Regions from separate parts of the Homo sapiens genome. Here region 2 is linked to region 1. Evidence: chromatin loops called from intact Hi-C (ENCODE). Cell type or tissue: lower leg skin. All regions are shown on one strand. Each heading gives the region's core, and the rest is flanking DNA. Links, peaks and the distances in the headings are about the cores only. Region 1 has its middle 200 kb from the start of LINC02343. Region 2 overlaps LOC124903153 (a long non-coding RNA gene).

Region 1 (2,928 bases), core at 285-2,784:
AGCAGGGCCCCCTGTTCATGATTTTTAGAAATAAAAGGATGTATTTGCTCAATATCCACCCAGAAGGAAGGGACATGATGTCTCCCTACAGCTAGGATGAGAACGGGCTACTGTGGAACGTGAAGGGGAGAAGGCACGGTGGGCGCTGCTCTGGGACAGAGATGCTAATGCCAACAGAGCCACTTCCCGCCAACCTAAGGTGGGGAGTGATCCCCTCATATGCATTTCACAGGTCCAGTCAGATAACAAAATCCTCTCCAAGTCCTTCCACAAACAGAATTGAATAAAAGAAATGGGTTACAAAGGTGATGAGTTGAGATGGCAAAAAATAAAACTTGGAATAGCAGCATCCAGTCACCACCATGAATCTAAGGGTGGAGTGGCAAGAGGATGGGGTAGCCTTCATTCCCAGAGCCCAAGAGCAGGAAACAAAACTGTGGGAGAGGGTGGCACATGGTAGGTGTTAGAACCTCAGGGAGAGGTACTACTGACCAGTGTTAGAGCCATGAGGAAGATGCAGCTGCTGCCAGATCTGCAGATGGCTCCAAAGCTGAGCAAGATGGAAAAACCTACCCTATTTTTCCCTCTTCCAGCCTTGCAGCCTTCTGCCAATGCCTCCCATTGGCCAAAACTACCAGGAAGCCAGTCTTAAGGGAGCCTAGGAAAGGTAGTTTCCTAGGATACAAGGCAAAAGCAGCGAAAGGAACAGAATGGAGCTGATGAAAGCAAACAGGCCAGCACATCATGTTTGATTGAAACACTTTGTGAAAACTGACCTGTGGTTGGATGTGAGTTAAGCTGAACACCCTTACCCAGGAAGCCCACAGAGAGCAGAAACAGCCAAGTCACACCCCAGACCCCTCAGTCTAGCCAAGTCATGGAAGTCCCCACTGGTGAAAGACAAGGAACTCTGGGTTAAGGAGACTTTTTCTCTCCGCTCACTGTTCTCTGTTGTCTCCTCTCTGAAAACAACTATGTGTTAATTGATGGTTATCAGAGTTGAAATAGATAATAACATATTCATACAATGCAATCTAATTTGCTTAAATCAATGGTCCTTTGTTTCGGATTATCCATTCAAAGCTTTTCCTCATCATCCTTAATAATTGAAAGTTACACCTCATGATTCTCAGAATAATTAACTTCTTAGATTTCTGACTTTACGACTAATACAGCTTTGTAATAAGAACATGTTAGATTTGTATAGATCTTTGCAGCTATGGCTCCCAGTCACGTGCATTATCCCATTTTGCTTTATACTCTGAGGGTCTGAAGTGAGGGAGAGAGAACTAGCATTTGTTGAATATTGATGATGTGCCAGGCACTGTGTCGAGAACTTTCCAAGGATTAATTCAGTTAATCATCACAACACCCCAATGAGGCTGATATTATTATTCCCATCTTACAGACGAGGCAACTCACTTGCAGGGAACTGTTCTGTTTAAGATCACACAGCCAAGTCCAGGACCCTATCAGAGTAAAAAACTTACACCCACACACGCCCCTATCACACACACATAATCTTGTTATATATATGATATGTATGTATATTATAAATTTCATATATGTATATATTTATAAAATTTACTCCATAATTTTGTGATTTTTACAAAAGCCTATATTTACAATTCAGTCATTTAGAAAACTTTAATATTTGAACAATTTCTTTGATGTTACATGTGCTGCTTTGGTATCAGAGATGAAAACAAAAAGGCCTCAGGATGTGACTACTGAATGGCTCTGGTTTTGTATGTACAAAGTTGAGTCCTCTTTAAGCTTCATTTACCTTCTGTGAAATGGGAATAATATATATTCAGTTGAAACACACAGCAATGATATATATAAACACATAATAAAAGTGCCTACTCCATGTAAAGCTAGATGATAAAAGTTGTCATTGTGCTTAGAGTATTCCATTGACAGTTACGAACTCTGTACCCATTACTGCACTAGGTGAGATTTTTCCTTGCACTTCATTCATGAAATAATGCTGAAGGGTGTGCCTCTGACATGTGTTTAACGCTGCAGATGTTCTTAGTGCTCAGAAACATCCCGCTCAATGTTTCCATTTTTGTTTAGCAGAATGTAGTTCAGGAAAAAGTTCTTGTTAGGATCCCTTTCTAATGTCAGGGAGTGAGCACATTTGTAAGCATATAAACCCTGCCTAATTTAAGAGAACTCTGTTATATTTGGATAAAAACAATAATAATATTGATAATAATAGTGAAAGCACAATAACAAGTCAGTTTGCAGAGTCCCAGCCCCAGCACTGCAAGGAAGAATATTGAGGAGTGGCCCATCGATAATACCTCAAACACTGGCACACACTGTATTATAATCTTACTTATTGTAAGATTGATAATACAAATTTATATTCTGTGTATATAGCCAAAAGAATTGAAAGCAAGGTCTTAAAAAGAGATTTGCATGTCCACGTTCCTAACAGCATTATTAACAACAGCCAAAAGGTGGAAACAACTCGTGTCCATCAACAGATGAAAGGATAAGCAAAATATGGTTTATGCCTAGAGTGAAATATTAATCAGCCTTCCAAAAGGAAGGAGATTGTGGCACATGCTATAACATAGATGAGCCTTAACAACATTATGTTAAGTGAAATAAGTTGAGCACAAAATAGCAAATATTGTTTGATTTTACTTATATGAGGTACCTAGAGTAGCCAAATTCATAGAGACACAAAGCAGAATGAGGGAGTTCCTATTTAATAGGCACGGAGTTTCAGTTTTGCAAAATGAAAAATGTTCTGGAGATAGATAGTAATGATGTTTGCACAACCATGTGAATGTACTTAATGCTACTGAACTTTATATTTGAAAATGGTTAAGATAATAAATTTTACGTTATGTGTATTTTACCACAATTTAAATTTTTGAAAAAGAAGACATACACGCACACACTTACATACAC
Region 2 (2,928 bases), core at 330-2,829, 110 kb after region 1:
ATTATTCTGTCTCCCAGCCTCACAGAGTCCTATACCTGTACTTGTACTTGATATTCAGCCTCACAGAGCCCTGTACCTGTACTTGATATTTAGCCTGATAAAGGAAAAACTTCGGCCGAATTAAATTTAAAATGGTTTAATTGAGCAATGAATGATTCGTGAATCGGGCAGCCTCCTGAGCCACAGCAGGCTCAGAGACTCCAGTGCAGCCACATGGTGAAAGATTTATGGACAGAAAAAGGAAACATACAGAAAATGGAAGTGAGGGACAGAAAAAGCCGGATTGGCTACAGCTCCACATTTGCCTTAGTTGAACATGATTTGAACAGTTAGCTACATTTGATTGGCCAAAACTTGGTGATTGGCACAAGTGTAGGGTACAGTCTGTTTACACTTCCACTTGTGATAGTTCACAGTGTACAGAGAAACCTTTAAGCCAAACTTAAAATATGTAAGGAGGCAGCTTTAGGCTAAACTTGATCTAAAAAGCCAAAGATTTCAGAGAACTCTGAAGATTTCCAGAGCATGTCCTCTCTCTTTCTCTGTGTATATGTGTGTGTGTAGCTTTCTCTGCTCTAGGATTCTGTAAATACTGAAAGTTCTAACTGCCTGGATTCTGAAGTCCACCTCCTCGACTCTGTAAGACCACTGGGCTTTGCTTGGGTTCCTACCCTGTGCTATGCATCGAAACTGCCTTCGAACCTGGACAATTACAGGACTCAGTACATTTACTTCCCTTCTCTTGGAGTCATGGTCCTACCTCTTGTTCAATGTTTGAAAGTTGTTATGCTCTATATTTTGTTTGGTTTTCTAGTTGGATATGGTGGAAGGCAAATCTCAGAGCACTTAATCTTTCATGGATAAAATCAGAACTCCCAAACTCTAACTTTTTATGTACTTTTTATCAAAACTTTTTTCTTGGCTGGGCACGGTGGCTCACGCCTGTAATCCCAGCACCTTGGGAGGCCAAGGCGGGCGGATCATGAGATCAGGAGATCGAGACCATCCTGGCTAACATGGTGAAACCCCATCTCTACTAAAAATACAAAAAATTAGCCGGGTGTGGTGGTGGGCGCCTGTAGTTCTAGCTACTCAGGAGGCTGAGGCAGGAGAATGGCGTGAACCCAGGAGGCGGAGCTTTCAGTGAGTGGAGATTGCACCACTGCACTCCAGCCTGGGTGACAGAGCGAGACTCTGTCTCAAAAAAAAACAAACAAACAAAAAAAAAAAAAAAAAAAAAAAAACCTTTTTTCTTCAGAAACAATCTATAATTTATACTTAGGAAAAAATAAGATCGTGCCCAAATATTAACTAGTTTATGCTTATCCCACCCGATTCCTTATTAATATGCCACATCTCCCCACTTTCCTACTTGAACTGATCTCAGGAGCCTCAAGTTATGAAACTTGGTTCATCTGTCAAATGGGGATAATAAAAGTATTCACAGTTTGTGGTGAAGATCAAATGAGATAAGTTATATAAAGCCTGGAATATAATAATTGTTCTGCAAAGGGCAACTATTAGTACTACTGAATGAATCACAGAAAGTGGAAATACTGATTTAGTTGAGTGAGATGGCAAGATTAGTGGGTCCATTTCCCTACAAATAAACACAGACAATAACACACAAACACATTTTCAGCATAGTTTCATTTGGTGACAACTTTTAGTCCAACAGGCCTTGTTAACTTCTTTACAAAAGTTCCTCAAGAGTTCAAAGGTTCATTGAAAATGCATACCATTCAGTATTTTATGTTCTATAAATCTAATTTTAAAATAATAATTAAAACTAAATATGAGTTGCATAATTGTTATTGAAAATTGATGCCATAAAAATAACCAGTTCTGGTCATCTGAGTCCTAGGGATGTCAGAGTCTCAGAAGAGAGAGCACGGGAGGAAGGAAGGGTTAGGTTGGTCTTGAAATTGAATGATAAATTACAAAATTTGCACATCTCCTAAATCCTGAAAACAGAAGTAATGAAACTTGGTGTCTGTCTTTTGTAAATATTAAAATGCATTAATTATCTGTGGAACATTTTGTTCTGGATTTTGATTTCAAGATACCATTGCTCTCATTTTGAAATAGCGTTCCCATCAGATATTTGTATTGCTAGATCACAAGTATTCCTCAGGAATATGATCGGTCTCTTTTAAATATTCAGGCCTTTTTATTCCTTTACAGAGCAAAGATTTACTAAGTATCTGTATATTCCAGATACTGTGCTCAGTTCTTTCACATGCTAGATTATTTATATTGTTTTCTTACAACATAGATAGTTATTGCCATTTTATAGTTGAGGAAATTGGGGCCAAGAGAGGGGTTATGCTTTACATAAAATCACACAGCTATTAAGTAAAATTTCTAGAGAAATAGGACTGAGCTATTTATCCTTAAGGAACCCTTTCCTTTAGTTTCAAAAATATCTATTAAAAAATGAGGATGATGCCTCAGTCTCAAAAAGACCATGAAAACACAGGCTATAGTGGCAGATGGATGCCTTTACCAACTGTAAGAGAAATGGGAATGATGCTGCCAGCCCCCGGTGAACTGAGATCAGTGAATTCACCCAGCATCTGATCCCAGGAAGACGACCTCAGGGGGTACTATATTGCTTCTTCAAGAAGACTTCTGAAATTTGTCCCAATGTCTAAGGAATTAAAATGTGCTTTAAAGAAAGGGTAAAATTGAAGCATTTTACTTCCTATTTTGCTTCTGTCTATTTGCTCAGGAATTTTCCATAGAGGCTTGAACAAATAATTTACTACAGGGTTTATATATTCATGCAAATAACATTATTTCTCTAGAAGACTACACTCTTTGTTCTTTCAGATGCTGGAATATTTCTGTTTCCTCTTGCAGTTGGTTTAAAAGGATTTCGATGCAAATACATGGCAGCAAATATTCTGTAGTCTTCCCAAGCTCTTC

The links. Hi-C counts contacts between places; a loop is a spot of excess contacts. Peaks named below come from ENCODE experiments on the same cell type or tissue, not always from the same donor. Only the 100,000 strongest peaks of a DNase experiment are listed, where the experiment ranks them.
Region 2: it touches region 1 in a loop (21-fold over the local background); 2 of 110 quality-filtered maps call a loop at or near these places.

What each region holds. Positions count from the first base shown.
Region 1 is chr13:34,145,782-34,148,709 of GRCh38, reverse strand. No RefSeq gene overlaps it. Among named protein-coding and RNA genes, the nearest start is that of LINC02343, 200 kb to the left of the region's middle. In lower leg skin, for the core only: no CTCF peak of the experiment used is centred there; no DNase peak of the experiment used is centred there.
Region 2 is chr13:34,031,902-34,034,829 of GRCh38, reverse strand. All of the region lies in intron 1 of LOC124903153 (a long non-coding RNA gene), which reads right to left. Among named protein-coding and RNA genes, the nearest start is that of RFC3, 220 kb to the right of the region's middle. In lower leg skin, for the core only: no CTCF peak of the experiment used is centred there; no DNase peak of the experiment used is centred there.